Regions from separate parts of the Homo sapiens genome. Here region 1 is linked to region 2. A link is an interaction called in ENCODE POLR2A ChIA-PET data of the cell type or tissue named here. Cell type or tissue: MCF 10A. All regions are shown on one strand. Links, peaks and the distances in the headings refer to the core of each region. The heading gives the core; the rest is flanking DNA.

The links. ChIA-PET counts read pairs that join two places held together with the same protein. Peaks named below come from ENCODE experiments on the same cell type or tissue, not always from the same donor. Only the 100,000 strongest peaks of a DNase experiment are listed, where the experiment ranks them.
Region 1: POLR2A ChIA-PET joins it to region 2 with 5 read pairs; 9 of 35 experiments call an interaction of 5 or more read pairs at or near these places.

What each region holds. Positions count from the first base shown.
Region 1 is chr17:50,180,152-50,188,151 of GRCh38, forward strand. It overlaps COL1A1 (collagen type I alpha 1 chain), which reads right to left. Exons shown (of 51, transcript NM_000088.4): 44 at 7,945-7,998; 45 at 7,725-7,832; 46 at 7,333-7,386; 47 at 6,864-6,971; 48 at 6,489-6,771; 49 at 6,166-6,356; 50 at 5,627-5,869; 51 at 3,950-5,497. The coding sequence ends at 5,351. Among named protein-coding and RNA genes, the nearest start is that of COL1A1, 17 kb to the right of the region's middle. RefSeq lists enhancers at 1,017-1,311, 1,771-2,666, 4,242-5,232. In MCF 10A, for the core only: no CTCF peak of the experiment used is centred there; a DNase peak (open chromatin) is centred at 4,580.
Region 2 is chr17:50,327,447-50,342,541 of GRCh38, forward strand. No RefSeq gene overlaps it. Among named protein-coding and RNA genes, the nearest start is that of XYLT2, 11 kb to the right of the region's middle. In MCF 10A, for the core only: no CTCF peak of the experiment used is centred there; no DNase peak of the experiment used is centred there.

The DNA of each region.
Region 1 (8,000 bases), core at 1-8,000, 150 kb before region 2:
CTCTGCATGGGGAGGGCCTGCCACCCTCCTGGACAAGACCCCTCCTGCTTCCAGGATCTTGCCTCCCTGACTGTGGACATGCCCTCGGCCTGACTTGATACCCTCTGGAGCGCACACAGGGGAAGGGGACAGGGAGACTCAGCCTTCCCAGCACCAGGGCTCCCACTGGCTGGGGGACTTCAGGAGAGTGGTCTCCTCCCACACCGAGCCCCCACTAATTTTTCCCACACTCCTCTCTGCTCCCCCGCCCCATTCATCCATATCACACAGACAGACCCTCCTATGCCCTCTGTCATGCCCATGTACACATATGTCCCAAATGCCACAGTCCATGTGTTCTCACAGTTCACACAGGGTTGCTTTCACTGCCATACGTGTGGGGAAGCTGCCCTCATCATGCACAGATGCCCGCCCACCCCAACCCACACACATACATGTGTATAGGCCCCTGTGAACACAGATACATTTATTTGTGCACAGGTAGGTGGGCACAGACAGTGAGACACATTCTCATCACCAGGCACCCCCAGGAGACAGAGACCCCTTGGTGGCACTCACCTTGCTCCCTCAGACGCCATCGCAGGCCTCCTCGTGTGGACGCTGGGCTTGACGGCAGCCTCGCATTCTTTCCCACGCGGCCCACGCTCACGCCTGCTCCACACACAGTCTCCTCACCCCAGCCGGCAAGCTTTCTTGCAACCCCTCTCCTCCTCCACCCACCCAGCTCTGTCATTGGAGAAAGTCTGGGAAGCTGAGAGTTAAGGTGCTGGGGAAAAAAAAAAAAAAGGAGGGAAAATCTACTGTATTCCGGTGATAGAAAATCCTGCCAGGAGATGGGGCTTAGGTCCCAAAAGGGACCCAGGATTCTGAGATTGCAGCAGAAATTAAAAATCCAAATGAAGCCTCCTCCCTTTCTAGAATTTTCCATCTGGGCTTGACTGAAAAATCAGCCAAAAATCAGGAGCCTGGTCCTTCTCACAGAGAAGACAAAGGTGAGTCTGACAGAGCGGCAGGCTCTGTGACACCCTGCAGGAGATAGTGAGGGTCTCGGGGAGCGGGTCTGGGTGGCTGTATTTAGGGCGGCTGTGATGTCAGCGGAAAGGAGGGTTTGAGTTGGGAATGTGGCACAATGGCCCCTTTGTCCCCCTCCCCTCCTGTCCTGTACACACTGAAACCACACACCGGCCCCACACCACGTGATGCAGGCTCAGAGCTGCCCATGGGGCACTGCCACACAAGGCTGCCCCCGCTGCAGCCCTGACCCACAGTGCGTGTGTCCACATACATGCCCACGCGTGTGCACACACACCCACGTACCCACATGTAGATTTGTACAGAGGTGACAAGAGGCATATTCACTCCTTTGCCTACAGCTCTGCTGCCCCGTATGGTAACCCTTATCCCACATATAGTTAGTAAAACTAATTGCAATTCAGTAAAAGTGGAAACTGCATTCCTCAGTCACACTAACTGCATCTCACATGCTCAACAGCTGCATGTGGTTAGCGGCTACCGCACTGGGCGGTGCAGCTCTAGGACATGTCTGTTGCTGCAGAAAGCCCTGCCCTGCGCCCTCCGTTGCTGTCTGCTCCCCCATGGGCCTTCCACTTGCTCTTCCTCTCACACTCGCTCACTCCTGTGCACCAAGCACACACAGCGCCATGCTCTCACCTAATGGGTGGCCTCTCTAGCTCAGTCTCTCTCTCTTTAGTCTCCCCAGTACCTAAGCACAGACTCTGCCTAGCCCTGCATTGCAACACCTGGCCTCTAGTCTGGAGAGAATAACAGGATGGAAACATGACCACATCCACAATCCTAGGATGAAGGACCGAGGGGAGCTATGTGGATCTGGAGAGCTTTGGAAACTCAGAGGGGCTGAGCTCAGGCTGGGTTGGGCAAGGGAATGGGAAGAGAATGAGACATTTGAGCATGGCCCGGACAGTAGGGTGTTGAGCATGCAGAGAGAAAGGACATCTAGAAGGCCTGGAAGTGGGGAAATGCAGTGCATTTGTGAGAACTGTTGGCCACCCTTTTTGGTTGGTGTGACAGATGTGGGCAGGGGAGGGGACAGTGAGCCTGGGCAGGTGGGTAGTGGCCAGGTAGAGCCTTGGATGCCAGGCTCAGGATGTCCCTGGGTCCCCCACGAGGGCAGATGGGGATGTGGCCTGGACAGCCAGGGTCCTAAAGTCCCAGAGGTCCAAGTGGACAGGGTTTCCTGGGCAGCATGGCAGGCATCACCAAGCAATCAACACATTGATCAAGAGATGGAGCCTGGTGCTGTGGCTCATGTCCGCAATCCCAGCACTTTGAGAGGCTGAGGCAGGTGGATCACTTGAGGCCAGGAGTTCGAGACCAGGCTGGCTAACATGGTAAAACCCTGACTCTACTAAAAATATAAAAATTAGCTGGGCGTGGTAGTGCATGGCTGTCATCCCAGTTACTTGGGAGGCTGAGGCATGAGAATTGCTTGAACCTGGGAGGCGGAGGTTGCAGTGAGCTGAGACTGCGCCACCGCACTCCAGCCTGGGTGACAGAGTGAGACTCTGTCTCAAAAAAAAGAGAGAAAGAGAGATGGATAGGCATCACACAACTTTGGGTAATTTGCATATGAATAAGCCTTCATTTATATGCCATCATTCTTATCCTCTCTACACTGATTCCCTTTCTACACTGTCCTAAGTGTGGTAGAAGTGCTAATGATGAATTATTGAAGGCCATAATGAACGGCCATGAATACTTAATGACATCACGATATTAGTATTGCTGATGGATGGTATCTACAGACTTGTCCATCTCTCTGGAGACCTTAGGGAGGAGTGCGGGCTTTTTGTTCTTTTTGGGTTTAGACCTGAGATGAGGTGAGAGAGGTGACCAGCTGTCGTCTCGCTGTCTCCCTGGCTCCGGGTGCCTGGTTCTCTCTGGACTTCTGACGCCCTGGATTCTCTGTCCCCCGCTGACCACACTCGCTGTCCCCCTTACCTGAGATGGGGGAGCCGAACAGTCACCTTCCCTCCGGGCCTCGCCTTCTCAGGGCCTCTGGGAAGGAGCAGGCAGAAGGTGAAGGGAAAGAGAAGGGACGGAGAAGAGGGGGGAAGAGGAAGCAAGAATTTAAGAAAAAAAAGAAAGAAAGAAAGAAAAAGCTTAAAAAGGAGTAGGCGGGAGGCGGGGGCACGATGGTTCCCCAGACCACCCCAGCCCAGGGGGGTTGTGTTCTGGGGATTCAGGAGGTCGAGGCACCCAGTCCGTGGTGAGCAGGGCCAGGTCTCCTTCCTTCCCAAGAGCACGGTGCGAGTGCCTTCCCCACAGCTCTCCCAGGTGTCTGTCTCCCTCACTCCCCCAGGGCCAGGACAGCGAGCAGGGAGCACGCCTTCCTCCTGGTCCCTCCCAGACCCTCGCCAGGCTCAGCAGACCCCTCTCCTGTTGCGTTGCTCCTTCGGCAGGAGGTCAGCGTGGGTGAGAAGGGAGCAGAGGCCAGATGACCCTTCATGTCAGTTCAAGGAGAGGCCCCCAGGTCCTCCTCACGGGTTCCACTCCCCTCACCCTCCCAGTATCCATGAGCATCCCACCGCCACCAAGTGCAGGGCATCCAGGGGGTGGAGAGTGGATGGGCTTGAAGGGGAGTGGGTATGAGGTTTGGACAACCCCAGATGTGAAGAGTGTGTGTGTGTGTTGTGCACGTGGATTGCCTGTATGGTATTGCAGGGGAGAAGAGGATTTGGAAAAGGTGCAAGGAAATTGCAAGAATAGAAAATGAAAGAGGAAGTAGAAAGGTTTGCGGTATAAGAAGGGTGAGAGAAAGGGGAGTGGGGTTATGGAGGGATCTAGAAGAGAATAGTGGGGAGGGAAAGGGCAGGAATGGAAGGCAAGCCCATCACCCCAAAGCCCCTTCCCCATGTCTACCCCTCCCCCAACTCCAAAGAAGGAAATTAGGAGGCCACTGCGGATTATGTTTGGGTCATTTCCACATGCTTTATTCCAGCAATCAAAATAATTAAAAACATCTCAAATTATTATACACATACAAAATAGGTACAGAGTCTTTTGCTTCCTCCCACCCCTAGGGGGAAAAACTGCTTTGTGCTTTGGGAAGTTGTCTCTGAAACCCGGGGACAGAGGACGCAGGACAGACTAGGAGGGAGCCGGGAGGATGGGCTGCAGCTGTGGAGGAGGGTTTCAGAGGAGAGAGGTCGGAGAGCAGAGGCCTGAGAAGCCAGAGGCAGGTGGAGAGAGGGTGGAAAGTGAGCAGCGGGCTGGGCTGGAGCCGCACACGCTCTCCTCCCATGTTAAATAGCACCTTTAGAAAAATTCACAAGTCCCCATCCACAAAAAAAAAAAAAAAAAAAGAAAAATATCAAGGAATAAAAATAGACTTTGAACAAAAAGGAACATTTGCTGGCCTGGGGGGGCATCTCAATTTCTATAGCACCAGTGATTCCCTCCCCACCCCACCCATCACATAGATGTAGCACCTTTGGTATAAAATGGGGAGCCGCTTCCACCCTGCCCCCATCCCCGCCCCCAGGCAGTTGCCCCGGTGACACATCAAGACAAGAACGAGGTAGTCTTTCAGCAACACAGTTACACAAGGAACAGAACAGTCTCTCCCGCCCAGCCCTGCGGCACAAGGGATTGACACGCGTTCCCCAAATCCGATGTTTCTGCTTTGTCGTGGCCCTTCCTGACTCTCCTCCGAACCCAGTGAGGGGCTGGTGGCTCCCCCGGCATGACCCCCTCAAAAACGAAGGGGAGATGTTGCAAGAGCCATGGGAGCGCCAGATGGCAAGGCTTCTTTGGCAGTCTGAGAACCCCAGGTCCCCCAGGGCCTGGGGGTGCTGGGCGGGCAGGAGCGGGCTGAGGGTGGGGGCCACTTGGGTGTTTGAGCATTGCCTTTGATTGCTGGGCAGACAATACATTGTTTCCTGTGTCTTCTGGGGAGACAGATTTGGGAAGGAGTGGAGGGGAGGCCCCAAGGGGGGTGTGGAGAAAGGAGCAGAAAGGGCAGCATTGGGGTTTCATAAGCCCAACGGGCAGAAAGGGACTTACCCCCGCATGGGTCTTCAAGCAAGTGGACCAAGCTTCCTTTTTTAAAAAGTTATTTATTTATTCTTTTTTTTTTTTTTTTTTTGGTAAGGTTGAATGCACTTTTGGTTTTTGGTCATGTTCGGTTGGTCAAAGATAAAAACTAAGTTTGAGAGATGAATGCAAAGGAAAAAAATATTTTCCAAAGTCCATGTGAAATTGTCTCCCATTTTTTGGCTTTTGAGGGGGTTCAGTTTGGGTTGCTTGTCTGTTTCCGGGTTGGGGGGAAAGTTGGTTGGGTGGGAGGGAGCCAGGTTGGGATGGAGGGAGTTTACAGGAAGCAGACAGGGCCAACGTCGAAGCCGAATTCCTGGTCTGGGGCACCAACGTCCAAGGGGGCCACATCGATGATGGGCAGGCGGGAGGTCTTGGTGGTTTTGTATTCAATCACTGTCTTGCCCCAGGCTCCGGTGTGACTCTGGGGTGGGGCGGAGACAACGGGAGGGGGCATTACCACGTGGGAGTGATGGAGAGAGGGCACTATGGCCTGGCCAAAAAGCCCAAGGCCGGAGAGGTGGGGCCCTGCCTGGGGATTCTGGGCACTCACCGTGCAGCCATCGACAGTGACGCTGTAGGTGAAGCGGCTGTTGCCCTCGGCGCGGATCTCGATCTCGTTGGAGCCCTGGAGGAGCAGGGCCTTCTTGAGGTTGCCAGTCTGCTGGTCCATGTAGGCCACGCTGTTCTTGCAGTGGTAGGTGATGTTCTGGGAGGCCTCGGTGGACATCAGGCGCAGGAAGGTCAGCTGGATGGCCACATCGGCAGGGTCGGAGCCCTGGCCGCCATACTCGAACTGCAGGGGAGGGGAGAGAGGGAAGAGTGAGCCGCTATGCGGGAACCTCTAGTCCTGCCTGGCCTCCCTGTCCAGGGTCCTCAGAGAGCTGCCCAATGCACCGTTATATCGAGAGGAGGCACCACCTGCCCATCGGCAGCCTGTGTCTGAACCACTATCAGGGACCTGAGACCCCTGCCTCCCAGCCCAGCTCTGTCCATCACCCTTAGCAGAGACCTACTCCAGGACTTCATGTCCCTTCTGAGCACTGGGCTAGCCCATCTCCTAACACTGGCTCTGAGGTCCAGCTCACGCACCTGGAATCCATCGGTCATGCTCTCGCCGAACCAGACATGCCTCTTGTCCTTGGGGTTCTTGCTGATGTACCAGTTCTTCTGGGCCACACTGGGCTGAGTGGGGTACACGCAGGTCTCACCAGTCTCCATGTTGCAGAAGACTTTGATGGCATCCAGGTTGCAGCCTTGGTTGGGGTCAATCCAGTACTCTCCTGTGGTAGGGCAGGGCAAGATGGAGTCAGGGAAAGGGAGCAGCCAGCACCATATGGTAGGGGCACATATGGGCATGGGGACCCTGGCATGGCAGGAGTAGGAGGGAGGGAGAGGCTAGGGCAGGCCCTCACCACTCTTCCAGTCAGAGTGGCACATCTTGAGGTCACGGCAGGTGCGGGCGGGGTTCTTGCGGCTGCCCTCTGGGCTCCGGATGTTCTCGATCTGCTGGCTCAGGCTCTTGAGGGTGGTGTCCACCTCGAGGTCACGGTCACGAACCACATTGGCATCATCAGCCCGGTAGTAGCGGCCACCATCGTGAGCCTTCTCTTGAGGTGGCTGGGGCAGGAAGCTGAAGTCGAAACCAGCGCTGGGAGGACCAGGGGGACCAGGAGGTCCAGGAGGGCCGGGGGGACCCTGCACAGAGAGGGAAGAGAGTGGGGATTACCGGCATCCAAGTGCTTTGGGGGCTGGAGGGCCATGAGCAGAGGGGATGAGGGGCTACATACAACAGGACCAGCATCACCAGTGCGACCGCGAGGACCAGGGGGCCCAATGGGGCCAGGGAGACCGTTGAGTCCATCTTTGCCAGGAGCACCAGCAGAGCCAGGGGGACCCTGGAGTGGGGGAAATGGTTTGAGAAAGGCTGCCAGAAGCCCGAACAACCCCAGCTCTGGAGGAGAGGCCCACCACCCTCCCTGCTGGCTCTGGCCCCACGGCTCATAGAGCCAGCCTCAGCCTCTTTCCATAGGACATGCCATAGCTCCTCCCAGCCGCTGAGCCAGGGGAGGACGGATTGGGGAGCAGAGAGGCCAAAGCTAGATCAGATTGTTTGTTCAGGATTCTTCCTCTCTTTGCCCACTCCCTGTCCCTGAACCCTTCTCCAGAGAGGCAAAGGGTGCCTGGGTCCCTGGCAAGGGTCCCCGAGGTGAGCCTGGGCTTGGGGCTCAGGAAGAGGAGAGAGAAGGCATGACTTACTCGGGGACCAGCAGGACCAGAGGCTCCAGAGGGACCTTGTTCACCAGGAGAGCCCTGAAGGACAGATAAAAAAGGCAGTTCAGGCCCAGTGAGCGTCAAATGTAGCCTGAGGGCCTGGCTGGAGAGACAAGGGCAGTGTGGGCAACCCATGCCCCTTCATTATTCTGGAAATCTAGCCCGAGGGTGTCCATAGGCAGAGACCTCTCCCATAATCCCTCTCTGTGTACCCCTCACCCTCTCAGAAGCTACTTGGACATGCCCACAAATCTTCAGACCCCAGTCCCCACTAGGGAGGGGAAAGAATGACTATCCAGAGGGGGAAACTGAGGCGAAGCTCCCCCTCCTATCCCACAGCACAGCATGGGGACTGGGGAGGGGCTGAGCATACTTACAGGAGGGCCAGGGGGACCCTGGAGGCCAGAGAAGCCACGGTGACCCTTTATGCCTCTGTCGCCCTGTTCGCCTGTCTCACCCTTGTCACCACGGGGGCCTTGGGGTCCCTAGAAGAGAGAAAGGGACAAACTGTCAGGCGGAAGTTCCATTGGCATCGAGTGGGGCACTGTCTGCATCTGTAGAGTTCTAAAGGCATGGGGGACACAGCAGGGTACTTACGGCGGGGCCACGGGCGCCAACAGGGCCGACAGGACCGGCGGGACCAGCAGGACCCT
Region 2 (15,095 bases), core at 5,394-13,393:
AACCTCTATCTCCTGGATTCAAGTGATTCTCCTGCCTCAGTCTTTGGAGTAGCTGGGACTACAGGCGTTCGCCACCACAGCTGGATAATTTTTGTACTTTAAGTAGACAAGGGTTTCACCATGTTGTCCAGGCTGGTCTGGAACTCCTGACCTCAAGTGATCCACCCACCTCAGCCTCCCAAAGTTCTGGGATTACAGATGTAAGCCACCGCGCCAGGCCTGCCCTTTTAAATAGTAAGGGTTATACTTACCTGTGGCTTAAATTGGTACTAATTACTTCTTTTTTATTTTTTTATTTTTTCTTGTTAGATTAAGAGATGATTTATTTGAATGGGAAAGGAATAGAATAAGAAGACACTTTTATTATCACCATGACCATATAGAAGGAGGACATATTTTTAAATAATATGAGTGGAGCCAGTTAAGAAGCAACGTTTCTTCTAGCAGATTTACTATTACCCCCTCCCCCAGATTGTCTTCCCACGTTAGGCCCAAAATTCTACTTAGAATGACTGGCTTTACATTCCATTTAGTCCTGAGGTAATGTCTCCAAAAGTATACTGAATTTTGAATTTAGAGAAAATGATAACAGACATGGATGTCTTCATTTTTATTCATTTTTTAGAGATGGAGTTTCATTCTGTTGCCCCAGCTAGAGTGCAGTGGCACGAATGCAGCCCACTCTGCCTCAAACTCCTGGGCTCTAATTACTTCTGAGTATGATCCAGATGTCTCTTGGTGGAGCCACATTAAGAGGCAGGCCACGGATGTTGCAGTGAGCCGAGATCGCGCCACTGCACTCCGGCTTGGGCGACAGAGCAAGACTCCGTCTCTAAAAAAAGAAAGGCAGGGCAGTGTGGCAGCTGCCTGGGGCGAGCCTTTGGGATTAATCAGAAAGGTGCTGCCAGTGACCTCAGGTTTCCACCTGGGCTTCCTCACATAAGGGGTGAGATGTAAACGATCCCTATCCCACCAGAGTGGGCGATGCCCTCGAGTGGAAATTTTAAAATACCGTTCACTGGCCCCAAAGGGTTTCTGTGGAGTGTTTTCACAGAAAACGCATACATCGCAAAGTGCGGCCATGGGCTTGGCAGCAACTTCAACGCAGCCGGCGACTCTGATGTGCTTCCCTGAAGTCAGCAGCTGCAGTCAGCTGAAATTACAAAAGCAAATCACACCAGGGGATGCTGCTCACACCAGAAGGAGAGATTTATTTTGTTGCCTAATATTTAAACAGTTTAAAATCCTCACAATAAACTGTCTAGTTCAGAAAAGAGGATGTAACAAATGCATGCAATAAATCCCTCATTTTTAATGAAAGGGAATATATTTAGTTTTTATTAACAGAACATCTGTTTCTCTCCATCTCCACTTAATAAGTGTTCAAAGAATGTTGGTTTGAAGGGGCACCCGCATCTCCCAGTCCTCCAGCCCTGGCCTTAATAGCCTGTGAGTGCAAACGAGGCCATGTTATCACTGATGCCCAACCACAAAGTGCTTTGCAGCACCCCAGGCGCACAGCCGCGCCCTCCCCAGCATCTCTGCACTGGCCTCCCTGTGCCCAGCAAGCCTCCCTGTCCGAGCCTCCTCCACAGCCAGCCACTTCCCACGTGCTCCCTCATAAGGGGCCCAGCACTGCCGTGGATTCTGGAACCATGCAGCACTCGAGGCCTCTGCTGATGCCGTGGGCCAGCTGGTCCATGCTGGGGGCACCCAGAGCCCCTGGGCCGTGAAACAACTTTCTGTAGAGATCTGGAGGTAGAGGAACAGAGGGACAAGGGCCCTGGGCAGCTCCATACCACCCACTGTCACTTGGACTTTGAGGGGCAGAGAGGTGTCCAGAGTGTCCCCACATCCTTCAGCTTCTGGCCTGACACCTGTCTTCATGAGGATCCTCAACCTGTTTCCCAGGCTGGGCCAGGAGATAGCCCCTCCATTCCCTCCCTTCTCCTCTCCCACTTCCTCTCTCTCCTTCCTGGATTTTCCTCTTTGCTGGTGTGTGCATGCACACACACACACTGCAGGCATGCCACCACACCCAGCTAATTTTTGTATTTTTAGTAGAGACGGGGTTTCACCATGTTGACCAGCTGGTCTCGAACTCCTGGGCTCAAGTGATCCACCCGCCTTGGCCTCCCAAGCCCATGAGCTCAGAGGTTTTTTGCCCACTTAATTCACTATTATATCCTTAATGCCCATAACAGTGCCTAGCACATAATAGATGCTCAGTAAGTTTTGTAGACCAATTGAACAAAAAGTGAATAAAAGAAATGCTCATGATTCCTCCTTCCACATAAGAGCCCAAGCCCCTCTATGTATCATTTCAGATAAACAGAACCCATGGGGTCCCCAGTCCATCAGCTCTACAGGTTGGGCTCAGCTGGGAAACCTGCTATAGGGGATACTGCTGTTATCAGCACGCCCTGGCCTCACCAGCTGGGGTCTGCCCAATGGGCACAAGTCTGAGGGCTCCAATTCCCATTCCACTCAACTCCAGGAAGCCCAGCCTTCCGCAGTACTCCTGGGACCCACTGGGCCCTACTGACCTGTTCCCTTGGGTCATCCTTGTGCCCTGTGCCTCTGCCTCTACTGCCCACTTGGCTCTCTCCTCCTACTGCCCCCTCTGTCGCAACCTATCCCAGCCTCCTACAGCCCCACCCTCTTCCTCCCTGGCACTGGCTCAGACCCTTCCACAATAGGAGGAGACAAGGTTCTAACTACTAAGGACTGCTGTAAGTTTGAGGCTAGAGGAAGAAAACAGAAGATAGAAAAACGCATGCGACAGCTTCTCAATGAACCTGAGCTCATCCTCCAGGACTGCTGACATCTCCTTGAACACCCCAGCCAGCTGTTACGGGCAGGGCAGCCGCCCTCAAGTATAGGATTTCTCCTTTGCCATCACTCTTCCCTCAGGTCCTACTGCTCCCCCTCAGCCCCTCCGTCTGCAGCCCCTTGAGCCTTCCTTCTCTTCCAAGAATGCACCGGACTCACTGCGCCACAGGACCTGTGCTTGTCCTGGGATGCACACCCCCAGAACCTGTCCTGGTCATGGCTTTCTGTCCTCCTGTTGCCACAGGGGGGCTTCTCTGAGCACACCATCTACAATAGCCACTGAGCCCTTCTCTATCGCTTCAGCCTCTTTATGATCCTCACAGCGTCTGCCGCTATCTGCGTCTCTCTGACTCATTCATTTCTGCTTATGTCCTTCTCTCTTTGGTAGACTGTTCTGTCCTATATCCCAGTGCTTAGAATAGTGCTTGGCCCAGGCACAGTGGCTCAGGCATATAATCCCAGCATTTTGGGAGACTAGGATGGAAGGATCTCTTAAGGCCGGGAGTTCAAGGCCAGCGTGGTCAAAATAGTGAAACTCCGTCTCCACAAAGAAATGTTTTAATTAGCTGGGCCAGCGGCATGTACCTGTAGTCCTGGCTACACAAGAGTTGAGGTAGTATCGCTTGAGCCCAGGAGTTCGAGACTGCAGTGAGCTATAATTCTTGCACTGTATTCCAGCCTGGGTGACAGAGAGAGACCTTGTCTCAAAAAAATTAATTGTTTTAAAAGAATAGTAACTGGCACATAGTAGGTGCTCAGTTCAAATCCACTGGGTGATGAAAGCTGAATATCCTCTCTACTTGGAGTCCTGGGCAAACAACAACCCAGTCCTGAGAGAGGAGAGGCTTTCCTTCCTCCTAGCTTTAGGTTCACCTCCCAGTTTCTGATATTTCATGATGGGACCTAGCTCTTCCCAGAATGCCTGGTGGTGGAACTGCTGCCCCTCCTCAAGGATCAACAGGGATGTGGCCCTGAGCCCCAGTCAACCTGGACAGAACTCCCCAACATCAAGACGCTTCATGGCGATGGTCATCCAGGGTTGAAGACCACTCTGTGGAGGGCATCAGCTGTCCAGTCAAAGTTAATCCCTGGCCAATCCAGGCCAGTTTCTTTTCAGTGAGTCAAAGTGAAAACTGAGTCAGGCCTATGTGGGCTTCCTCAGAGCCCCAGCAATTCTGAGAAGCAAATAATTAGTATGGAGGTCTGGTTCTGCACAGCATGACCCCTTACCATGGGGGAACAGACCACTTACTTCGTCACAGGATGACACTGGATGGTCAATGACTCAAGGGTACTCTCCAGGAAGGATGGGGGGAACTTGCTTCTCGTCCATGTAACTCATTCCCCTCCTGGTGCTTTGCCCAGAATATGAATCAGCCTTGGCACAAGGTGAATTCAAGAGTCCACTGCAGTTGCTTACACTTATTTTTTATTTTTATTTTTTTCAGAGACAGGCTGTCACTCTGTCACCCAGGCTGGAGTGCAGTGGTATGGTCATAGCTCACTGCAGCCTCAAACTCCTGGGTTGAAGCGATCCTTCTGCCCCAGCCTCCTGAGTAGCTGGAACTGTAGGTACGCACACCACGCCCAGCTAATTTTGTTTTCTTTTTTGGTAGAGACAAGGTCTTGCTATGTTACCCAGACTGGTCTCGAATTCTTGGCTTCAAGCAATCTTCCCACCTTTGCCTCCCAAAGTGTTGGGATTATAGGCATGAGCAACTGCGCTGGGCCTGCTTCCACTTTTCAAAAGGCAATGTTTCCAGATCTAGCCCTCCAGGTTTCCAAAGCCCCCCGGGGCCCTGGGCATTCTGTTCTCAGAGTGCTTTCTCCTGCATTATCTCCTCTGATGCACAAACACCGGGGAGGCTTGATTAACTGGGAATGGCTTTAGTTGTTTTAGCCTCTCTATGATAATTTTTAAAATGTTAGAAGCACAGCAGATGACTCTTGAAGTGTTTCACAATCAGAAATCAAAGCAGGGGGGAACCTTTTAAAATCAGGACAGACCAAGAGTGGAACAAGTGCCTCACGTATGGGTAAGTGCGCTGATGGGGAAGTAGGGGGCACATGCACTGGGAATCGGGCACGTGTGGTCAGCCCTGCCTGGAGGAGCGAAGGGACCTTGAGCTGCACTCAAATGAGATTGTGCATGCCTGGTAACAGCTGATGAGTGGTTCAGAGGTTGTCCAGGCCTGTGCTCTGCCACCTGATACTATTTTCATGCAGAAGCTTCTGTCTTCAGAGCCTTTGACCTCAGAATATTGTATCACAGTAACCAGGAAAAAAGCCAAAAAGTGTGGAATGTAGAACGTTAAGAATAGGAAGCTCCAACGTGGCCAACGTGGCAAAGCCCCATCTCTACAAAAAATACAAAAATTAGCCAGGCGGGGTGGCACACGCCTGTAACTCCAGCTACTTGGGAGGCTGAGGTGGGAGGATCGTTTGAGCCCAGGAGGTGGAGGTTGCAGTGAACTGAGATCATGCCACTGCACTCCAGCCTGAGCGATGGAGCGAGACCTTGCCTCAAAAAAAAAAAAAAGTAATTACGTTTTCTCCTTTTCAAAGTTTCAAGTAGACATGATAATTGTGAATATGTAACACTTGGCTGGGAGCACCTGGCAGACAGGTGGCACAGACATGGCTCTCTGGATATTGTCCTTGGTCTCCCCTGATTCCTATCCCAACAAAATACCCCTGAAATGGCCATCCGAAAACGGGGAAGACTTGCAACAGAACTGAAAACTAGCCATCCACACCAAGGAAACTGGAGGAACTTCAACCGGACTGTGACTATGGGGCCAAATGGAAGGCATCACTGAGAGAAAACAAGCCGTCACCCTGTGTGTTCAGGTCAAAGCAGGAAGGCTGGGCACTGTGGCTCACGCCTGTAATCCCAGCACTTTGCGAGGCCATGGCAGGTGGATCACCTGAGGTCAGGATTTCGAGACCAGCCTGGCCAATATGGTGAAACTCCGTCTCTACAAAAATACAAAAATTAGCCAGGTATGATGGCGGGTGCCTGTAATCCCAGCTATTCAAGAGGCTGAGGCGGGAGAATTGCTTGAACCTGGGAGGTGGAGGTTGCAATGAGCTGAGATTGCGCCACTGTACTCCAGCCTGGGCAATAGAGCAAGACTCTGTCTCAAAACAGACAAACAAAAAAACAGGAGATGCCAGCTACCCCAGGGAGTCCCCTGCACTCAAGGGCAAGGACTAGAGGCCAGGGTGGCTGGAGGGATGATGAGGCAAGGGCGCCCCCAAGCTTCCTTCCACTCCGTATCCCCGCAGTTTTCAGACCGCCCCAAGTGCACTGTGGGTGCACTTTTCCAGGCAAAGTAAAGCTCACAGGATCTGGGGAAAGATTCTGCAGCTTGAAAGATAAACATCCCTGAAGGTTTGGAGGAAGCTGCCTCTCTGTGGGGGAGCGAATTTACTACAGCACAAGTTTAAAAAAAAATCTGAATATTTAATTCAAATTCTCAATAAGATTCCATGGGGTGCTGGAAAAGATCTAGAAACTAGAAAAGATCCTAATAAAGAGGGAGACATCTGAGAGCAGGAAGTGTAGCAAGGAGACAGAAACCACAATAGCTCTGGTGGGAAACCATGATGGAGGCTGTAAATAGCAGACAAGACACGGAGAAAATAAAATTAACATGACGAAGGGCAAAATGATAAAAAGACGAAAAGAAAGAGGCAGGCGGTCAGACACGGGGGATATAACCTGGGAATAATCGGAATTCTGGAGAGAACAAAACAGACATAGGGAAAGCAGTATTCAAAGAAATGGGAGGGGAAAAGTTTCCTGCTGTAAAGAAAGAACTCAACTGGAAACTGAGAGCATGTTCTGACTTCCCAGCAAAGTTAATGAAAAGAGGGCCCCGCTTAGACACACTATGATGGAATTCTCAAAGTTAAAAAAGTTAAGAAAATTGCCGGAACATACACACAGACACACAGACACACCCTTGAAATAGGAAACTGAAAGGGAAGAGAGATTTTACTTTACTTCTTTTTCTTTTTCTTTTTCTTTTTTTTTTTTTTGAGACAGGGTCTTGCTCTGTTGCCCAGGCTGGTGTGCAAAGTTGCGATCTCGGCTCACTGCAACCTCTGCCTCCCAGGTTAAAGTGATTCTCATGCCTCCCCAGTAGCTGGGATTACAGTCATGTGCCACAACACACAGCTAACTTTTGTATTTTTTTGTAGAGAAAGGAGTTTGCCATGTTGCCCAGGCTGGCCTTGGACTCTTGGCTCAAGTGACCTGCCCGTAAAGTGCTGGGATTACAGGCATGAGCCACCATGGTTGGCCAGAGATTTTACTTTTCTATCTTTAGTTCTCTTGGATTTTTTTTTTTTTTTTTTTTTTGAGACGGAGTCTCGCTCTCTTGCCCAGGCTGGAGTGCACTGGCATGATCTCGGCTCACTGCAACCTCCGCCTCCCAGGTTCAAGCGATTCTCCTGCCTCAGCCTCCTGAGTAGCTGGGATTACAGGCATGCGCCACCATGCCCCGCTAATTTTTGTATTTTTAGTAGAGACAGGATTTCACCATGTTGGCCAGGATGGTCTTGATCTCTTGACCTTGTGATCCACCCGCCTCAGCCTCCCAAAGTGCTGGGATTACAGGTATGAGCCACCGCGCCTGGTCATATTTTTTTTAAAAAGTTTTTAAAACAAATTTAAATGCAGGAAGGGGCAGTGATAAATAAGGATCTTACAAACAAATGGGAAAAAATAACAGAGAGCTTAAATTAAAATGATCTCAGACTTCCCTTGAGCCCAAGAGTTCGAGGCTGCTGTGAGCTATCCCTCCTGAATAGTCTTCTTGAATAAATCACTGTCTTCTCAAGACTACAGCATGCAAAAGAAGAAAATGTCAATTTCTTTTTATCTCAAGTCATCATTAGAAATACATTGTACTTTTAGACCAGGCGTGCTGGGATTACAGGCGTGAGCCACTGTGTGGAGCTTTGTTTTTCTTGTTTTTCTGAGACAGGGTCTTGCTCTGTCACCCAGGCTGGAGTGCAGTGGCATGATCATAGCTCACAGCAGCCTCAAACCCTTGGGCTCAAGTGATTCTCCCACCTTAGCCTCCCAAGTAGCTGGGACTACAGGTGCACATCACCATGCTCGACTAACTTATTTTTTTTTATTTTTCATTGAGACAGGGTCTTACTCTGTCGTTCAGGCTGGAATGCAGTGACACAACCATGGCTCACTGCAGCCTCCACCTCCCAGACTCAAGCAATCCTCCCTGCTCAGCCTCCTGAGTAGCTGGGACTACAGGCATGCACCACCACACCTGGCCAATTTTTTTTTTTTTTTTTTTTTTTTTTAGTAGAGACAACCAGGCTGGTCTCAAAATCCTAAGCTCAAGCAATCCGTCTGCCTTGGCCTCCCAAAGTGCTAGGATTATAGGTGTAAGTCACCATGTCCCACCCCCATTCTATGTTTTTTAAAATGTAGCCATAATCCTTTAAATTGAGTGGGTTGTGACCTGTAGTTTGAACTACACTGATCTAGAAAAACCTAAAGGATAGGCCATGTTGTCATTCATGTATGAAGGCAACAAAAAGACCTCAGGTGTGGAAGTTATTTTTAAAAGAATCCCTCCTGAATACTCTTCTTTAATAAATCACTTGAAGATGTATGCCAGGACAGTAGAGAAAAAATCAGATGTAAATACTCAAGAATGAGAAAAATATCTAGCTTGAAGCACCTGCTTAGAGGTTTAGGGGAAGGAGAGTTTTCATGTCTTCTCAAGACTACAGATTGCTAGCACCTTTTTGCAATGTTCTGGCAATATCTTTTAAAAGAGAAATGTACATACCCATCTCACTCTTGGAAATCTATCATACAAAAATAAAGACACCAGTATATCAGGTGATATGAACTAAGATGCTTCTTGAAGCCATATGTGTAGGGGCAAAATAACTAGCAATGACCTCAATGCCCAATAACAGGTGAATGGCTTAATAAATTATGGTGTATCTATACTAAAGTAATAAACATTATGTAGCTATTATGTATTAACCTGGAGGGGTATCCATGATAAAATGATGATTTATTTAAAAACACAGTGTTGGGTAATTTCTGTATCATCTTACTTCTGTAAAACATGGAGTGGAAACCTACCAAAGGGTTGACATCTGCATATATTTATATGAGCAGAGAGAAGAATGTGGAAGCAACAAAGCAAACGGGCCAGGCTGGTTAATTCTAAGTAGAGAGCAGAGGGGAAAGAAAGGGAGATCATTGGCTGTTCTGAAACAGTTTTTAATTAATTCGTTGCCTTATTTTTGAAATTTTTGAACTATTTCTTTTGAGACAGGGCCTTGCTCTGTCACCCAGGCTGGAGTGCAGTGGTGTGATCATGGTTCACTGCAGCCTCACTCCCCTGAGCTCAAGCAATCCTCCCACCTCAGCCTCCTGAGTAGCTGGGACTACCGACGGTAGTCCCACATCTGGCTAATTTTGGTATTTTTAATACAGATGGGGTTTTGCCATGTTGCTCAGGCTGGTCTCAAACTCCTGGGCTCAAGCTATCTGCCTGCCTCAGGAAGTAATTTTTTAAATTATCTACTTGGCAAAGGGCATTGAACAAGTTAATATATATGCATTACTCTAAATATTTTTAAATAGTCTCAAAACTGAAGATTAAAAAAAAGAGAGATTATTCCCTTAAAAGAAATTAGCTACATTATAAACCAAAATGACAAAGTTCATAACCCCAGATGAACTTTTAACAAGTGAGAATGATCCTTGTTCACATAGTAGAGAGAGAAAAGAAGTGGGGATGAATAGGGAGAAACTAATTTTCTACAATGGGAAATAAAAATTATAGTTCTATGAGGACTGTGATCATTGAATATCTGTGAAGGCTAAAGCAACTCCATATTGGAGGCTAAGCCGCCATGATGACTTCTGATTAGCCCCAATTCTGGGAATTCCTCTAAGCTTTCCAGTCTATCTATTGTTACCTGTGTAAGAACAGGTACTTACCTCCCTTAGGTCAAAACAACTTTGATGTTATCATACTTCAATTGTCCTTCACCTGCCTTCTGGATCACATATACCCCTTCCCTGTGGTAGATAAGCCCTGGGTCTTAGGGGGTAACATCTTGTCTCCCTGCCAGCCACTGCACAAGACACAGACCTGGCTTCTGTTTCTAATTTCCTATTGTTTATTTCTAAGAAACTGAATTTGTCAGCCTTTTTCTTCAGTCTCTCAGTTTCCTTGGACTTTGGCGACAGGTTTGCACAGGCCTACCCACTGAGGAACAATGTCACATTAAAATTATCTGAAAAGTTGTAAGTAAACACAAGTAGAATTTTAAAAAGAATTCTAGAGCTAGCACAGTGGTGCACACCTGTAGTCCCAGCTACTTGGGTGGCTGAAGAGGGAGGATCACCTGAGTCCAGGAATTCAAGGCCAGCCTGGGCAATATAGTAAGATGCTCCTTGTCTAAAAAAAGAAAAAAAAATTTTTTTAAAGAATTCTAATTCTTGCTTTCTAAATTATTAAGGAAGATTATAGCAGACGAACAGTCTATATAGCCCTGAAAGGAAAATTAACAGCAAAATGCGTTTAAGGCCTAAAACTCAGGCGCAGTATTAAATGCTGATACTGACTTTATATGCGGTGAAATTGGGAGGCTTTGACTGGCCTAGCCACAAGTTCACCTCCTCACTCTGCTCCCTTGGATAAGGTCCCCCAGCCAAATAACCCCCCTTATCAAGGGGACCAGGAGCACTTCCTGCTTATTCCTGAGTAGTGGGTTTCAGTTTCCTGCCAGCCTGCAGCCTGCATAATTATCCACATAAGCCAGTCACATCTTCCTGCTGAAACTAGGGGACATCTCATCCTCTTGATACTACAAAGCCTGCCTCCCACAGCCCTTAGTTGCTCACTGTCTCTGAGCGCAACCCCTGTGTGGCCCTGCATGGTGTGTGATATCCTGCCCTGGGCTATGAGTATATGTGACTAATACACTACTGTCAATCTCATCTGCCCAGAATCAAATGTCGTGTGTTTGGCCATCTCTGTAAACCTAGGATGGGAATCCCTCCCTCACCAATGGAGTGAATAGCACAGAAAATATTAAGGAAAGCCATTAAGTAAGTTGATAAAAGCTGTACCAACCCTGGTACTGCTGGAAGAGAAAAAGGAGAATAGAAGATTTTACCAATCCAACAGAATATAGTAAAGGGAAAAAAAGTGGAGAAAGAAGGCAGTGAGCAGAAAATGTGGAATAATCATAATCAAAGAAAATCCAAATAATCCATTAATGGCACTAAATGTAAACTGATTAAAGAAACAGTAAAACTTAGAGTATCAGATTGAGTTTTAAAAATCAAAATCCTCTTGTATGTTACTAATATTTTCCTTGAATTCTGAAATAATCTCAGCTATCATAGCTTCAATATTATTTCCTTGCCATTTTCCTTATTTTCTTACTCTGGAAATCCTGTTATACATAGTTTGAGTCTCTCAATCTATTCTCCTACTCTTCAAACTGTTCTTATTTTTAATCAAAGTACCTCTTTTTGCTGCATTCACTGTCAATTCTTTAGAGCTATCTTCCAATTCACTAATTTTATCTTCAACTATATCCAGTCTAAAGTTCACCCTATCTTTTGAGATATTTTTATTGCTTTTCTACATTTTTATTTCTGAGATGTATAATTATTTATATTTCATATGTATATCTTCATTTCATTTTCATCTACATTTGTTTCATAATTTCTTGTTTGTCAGATGATTTCTTCATTTACTTCTTTGAGCCATCCTTATTTTCAAGTCTTTGTCATATGAGTCCAAGAGATGAATTTCATGTGGAGAAAGTTCATATTCCAGTTGTTGAATTGCTTGGCTATCTTTTTTATCATTCCATTTCTTCATGTCCTTTGGAATTTGGGTTTACAGGCTCATTGTAGCTGAGAATTTTTGTTTTTGCATTGTGCTTTTTACTCTCTCCTTTTTTGTCTGGTGGGTTTAGTTTCGTCATGGCATTCACTGTGCCCTAGTCCAGAAATAGTTTTGTGATAGTGGTTGGGAACTCATGCTCTTCACTGATATTGGGAGATGTGCAGACCCAGAGTTAGAGGATGGCTTGACCTAAGTCTGGGTTGTGAGGCTGTTTTTGTTCTGCAGCCTTCCTAGGTCCACCATTTGGGCCATAGCTCCTGAGATCTGGTCAGCTGCACTTTTTGTTTTCAGTCTCCTTTCACAAGCAGGGTAGCCTCACTCTAGTCTGTGGCTGCTGCCAGAGTCTGGTTCCATCCCCCATTCCCTGTGCAACATTTTAGTTCCCATTACCCCATAGGCCCTTGGCTTTGGTCCTACTCACCACTTTGCTTTCCAGTTTGTTCTCTTTCTTATCCACCTAAATGTTTATCCTGTTTTTAAGCTTGTATATATCTTATCAATGCCTTTAAAAACTTTATCTCTCATTGTTAAGTATTTGGAGAATAGAGAGTGGGTCAAAGTATGAACTTTCCAACCTTCCCCTCATTATTTTATTTATTAATTTATTTCTTTTTTGAGACCGAACCTAGCTCTGTCACCCAGGCTGGAGTGCAGCGGCCTGATCTTGGCTCACTGCAACCTCCACCGCCCGGGTTCAATTCTTCTACCTCAGCCTCCTGAGTAGCTGGGATTACAGGCACGTGCCACCATGCCCAGCTAATTTTTGAATTTTTAGTAGAGACAGGGTTTCACCATGTTGGCCAGGCTGGTCTCAAATTCCTGACCTCAAATGATCCACCCCCACTTGGCCTCCCAAGTGCTGGGATTACAGGTGTGAGCCACCACACCTGGCCTCATTAATGTTTCAGTCACTTGGAATGGAGTGGAGACAGAGTTTCTACTTCTCACAGTGGAAATATACTAGCCAATAGAATCTGGGGGTGAAAGAGCTGAGCACTGAGACTGCAACCCTGGGAGTCCAAGTAATGGGCACTTTGTCTAGGCTTAGTAAGCAGGTCAAGGAAGTGGATCAGAGGAGCAGTGAAAGCCCGTATGGGCAACTTCTAATTATGGACCAGCTTCCTATAGCAACCCCATGTAGAAGTAAGATGATTTGCAGGAGCAGAATATTCCATCACCAGTGCTCTTCAGCTTGGGTGTGGAAGCCCAGTTCATATCCCCGGGTGAATTACACGTGCCCACCCCACAGGCTTTTTAGACAACTAGAGGACCAAAGAGGAAGCGAATATTGCATATGGGCTCTCGGCTGGCTAAATAGAAAAATGAAAGATATGTGGACCTTTCATTTTTGGAACACTTCATACTGTTGACATACAATATAAATAAAATAACTGCAAAAGAAAAATAAGAGAGATGCAGTGGAGTGTTTACATTTTTCTCTAGAATAACATTCATAATGACGATGTTGATTCTGTTAAGTAAGAATTATAGGAGGCCATTGTTTTGTACTGAGCTCCTGCACTAGGCTCCAACAGACCAGACTAAAAATCAAAATGGATTCACTCATGCTGGGGTTTCAAAATTGATATTTTGTCCTTTAATACCTCTATTTTCCCCCTATTGGTTATTTTGTGCTATCAGAATTTTGTGCTATTTTTTGGCAGGAGATGGGAGGATGGTCAAAAGTCAAAATTACAACAAAAATAGTTTAAAGATCTTAATTGGCTTTATTTGTGATTCTAGAATCAGGCAACACTTCACCCATAAAATAGAAAAGTATTCCAGGGAGCCCAGCAGAGGAGGTTGGGCTTACAGACAGAGAAGGGCTGAAAACAGCAGATGCAATGAGCAAAGAGCATCTTCATTAATTTTCAAAGTTACTTTTTTGTGGTAAGGCAGGAATATAGAGACAGAACAATAGAAAATAACTGATGAGTGAACATCAGGTTACTTCAGGCTAACTTTGTAATGTAAGGATTAAAGCAGAGGGAACTTATGCCAATTAAAATTTTAAACTGGCCTGTTTGGGAAATTGGCCATTATTTCTCTCTCTTGATTTCTCACAAGGTCAGATAGTGACTCCATTTTGATTTTTAGTCTGGTATGTTGGGGTCTAGCACAGGAAATTAGCCATATATATATACTTTTTTTTTTTTTTATACAGGATCTCCTTCTGTTGCCCAAGCTGGAGTGCAGTGGCACAATCATAGCTCACTACACTCTCAACCTTCTGGGCTCAAATGATTCTCCTGCCTCAGCCTCCCTAGTAGCTAGGACTATAGGCGTGCACCACCATGCCTGGCTAATTTTTTTTTATTTTTATAGAGACAGGGTCTCACTATGTTGCCCAGGCTAGTCTCAAACTCCTAGGCTCAAGCAATCCTCCTGCCTCAGTTTCCCAAAGTGCTGGGATTGCAGGTGTGAGTCACCATGCCTGGCCCTCCTATAATTTTTATTTAACAGAAGTTACCAAAGAATTAGCTCTCAAAGGGCTCCTGTTAGATGCTTTTGCTAGCAAGACTTTTCAAATGCTTAAGGAATAGCAGTGTCTACTGTTACATAAATTATTTCAAAAACAGAATTTAAAAAATGCTCTTCAACTTATGTTGTAGACTGGAATAACTGATTCCCAAATCTACCAAAGCTTTAACAACGAGAAAAGAAAACCACAAACTGGGGGTGTCTACAAGAGCCAGAAAATAACATAAATGGGTGCAGCTGATTGGGTATGAAATGAAAGGAAAAGGTGGGAGCTGCAGGCACTGGTGAGTGTGCACCCCTTCTTCAGGAATTCAAACTCAAATGCTTCAAAACCCTGTGCTGGTCAAATAAACAAGGCCTACAAGTTACCTCTGATTTTGCAGCTTCTGGTATATCTCCATTACAAACATAGATGTAAACATTCTTAGGCCGGGCATGGTGGCTCATGCCTGTAATCCCAGCACTTTGGGAGGTTGAGGTGGATCCCTTGAGCCCAGGAGTTCGAGACCAGCCTGTGCAACATAGTGAGACCCTGTGTCTACAGAAAATTTTTTAAAAATTAGCTGAGCATGGTGGTGCACCTGTGGTCTCAGCTTCTCAGGAAGCTGAAGCGGGGGATCACTTGAGTCCAGGAGTTCAATGTTACAGTGAGCTATAATCATGCCACTGTACTCCAGTCCAAGAGACAGAGTGAGACCCTGTCTCAAAATAATAAATAAATAAATAAGACCAGGTGCGGTGGCTCACACCTGTAATCCCAGCACTTTGAGAGGCCCAGGCCAGCGGATCATGAGGTCAAGAGATTGAGACCATCCTGGCCAACATGGTGAAATCCCATCTCTACTAAAAACAGAA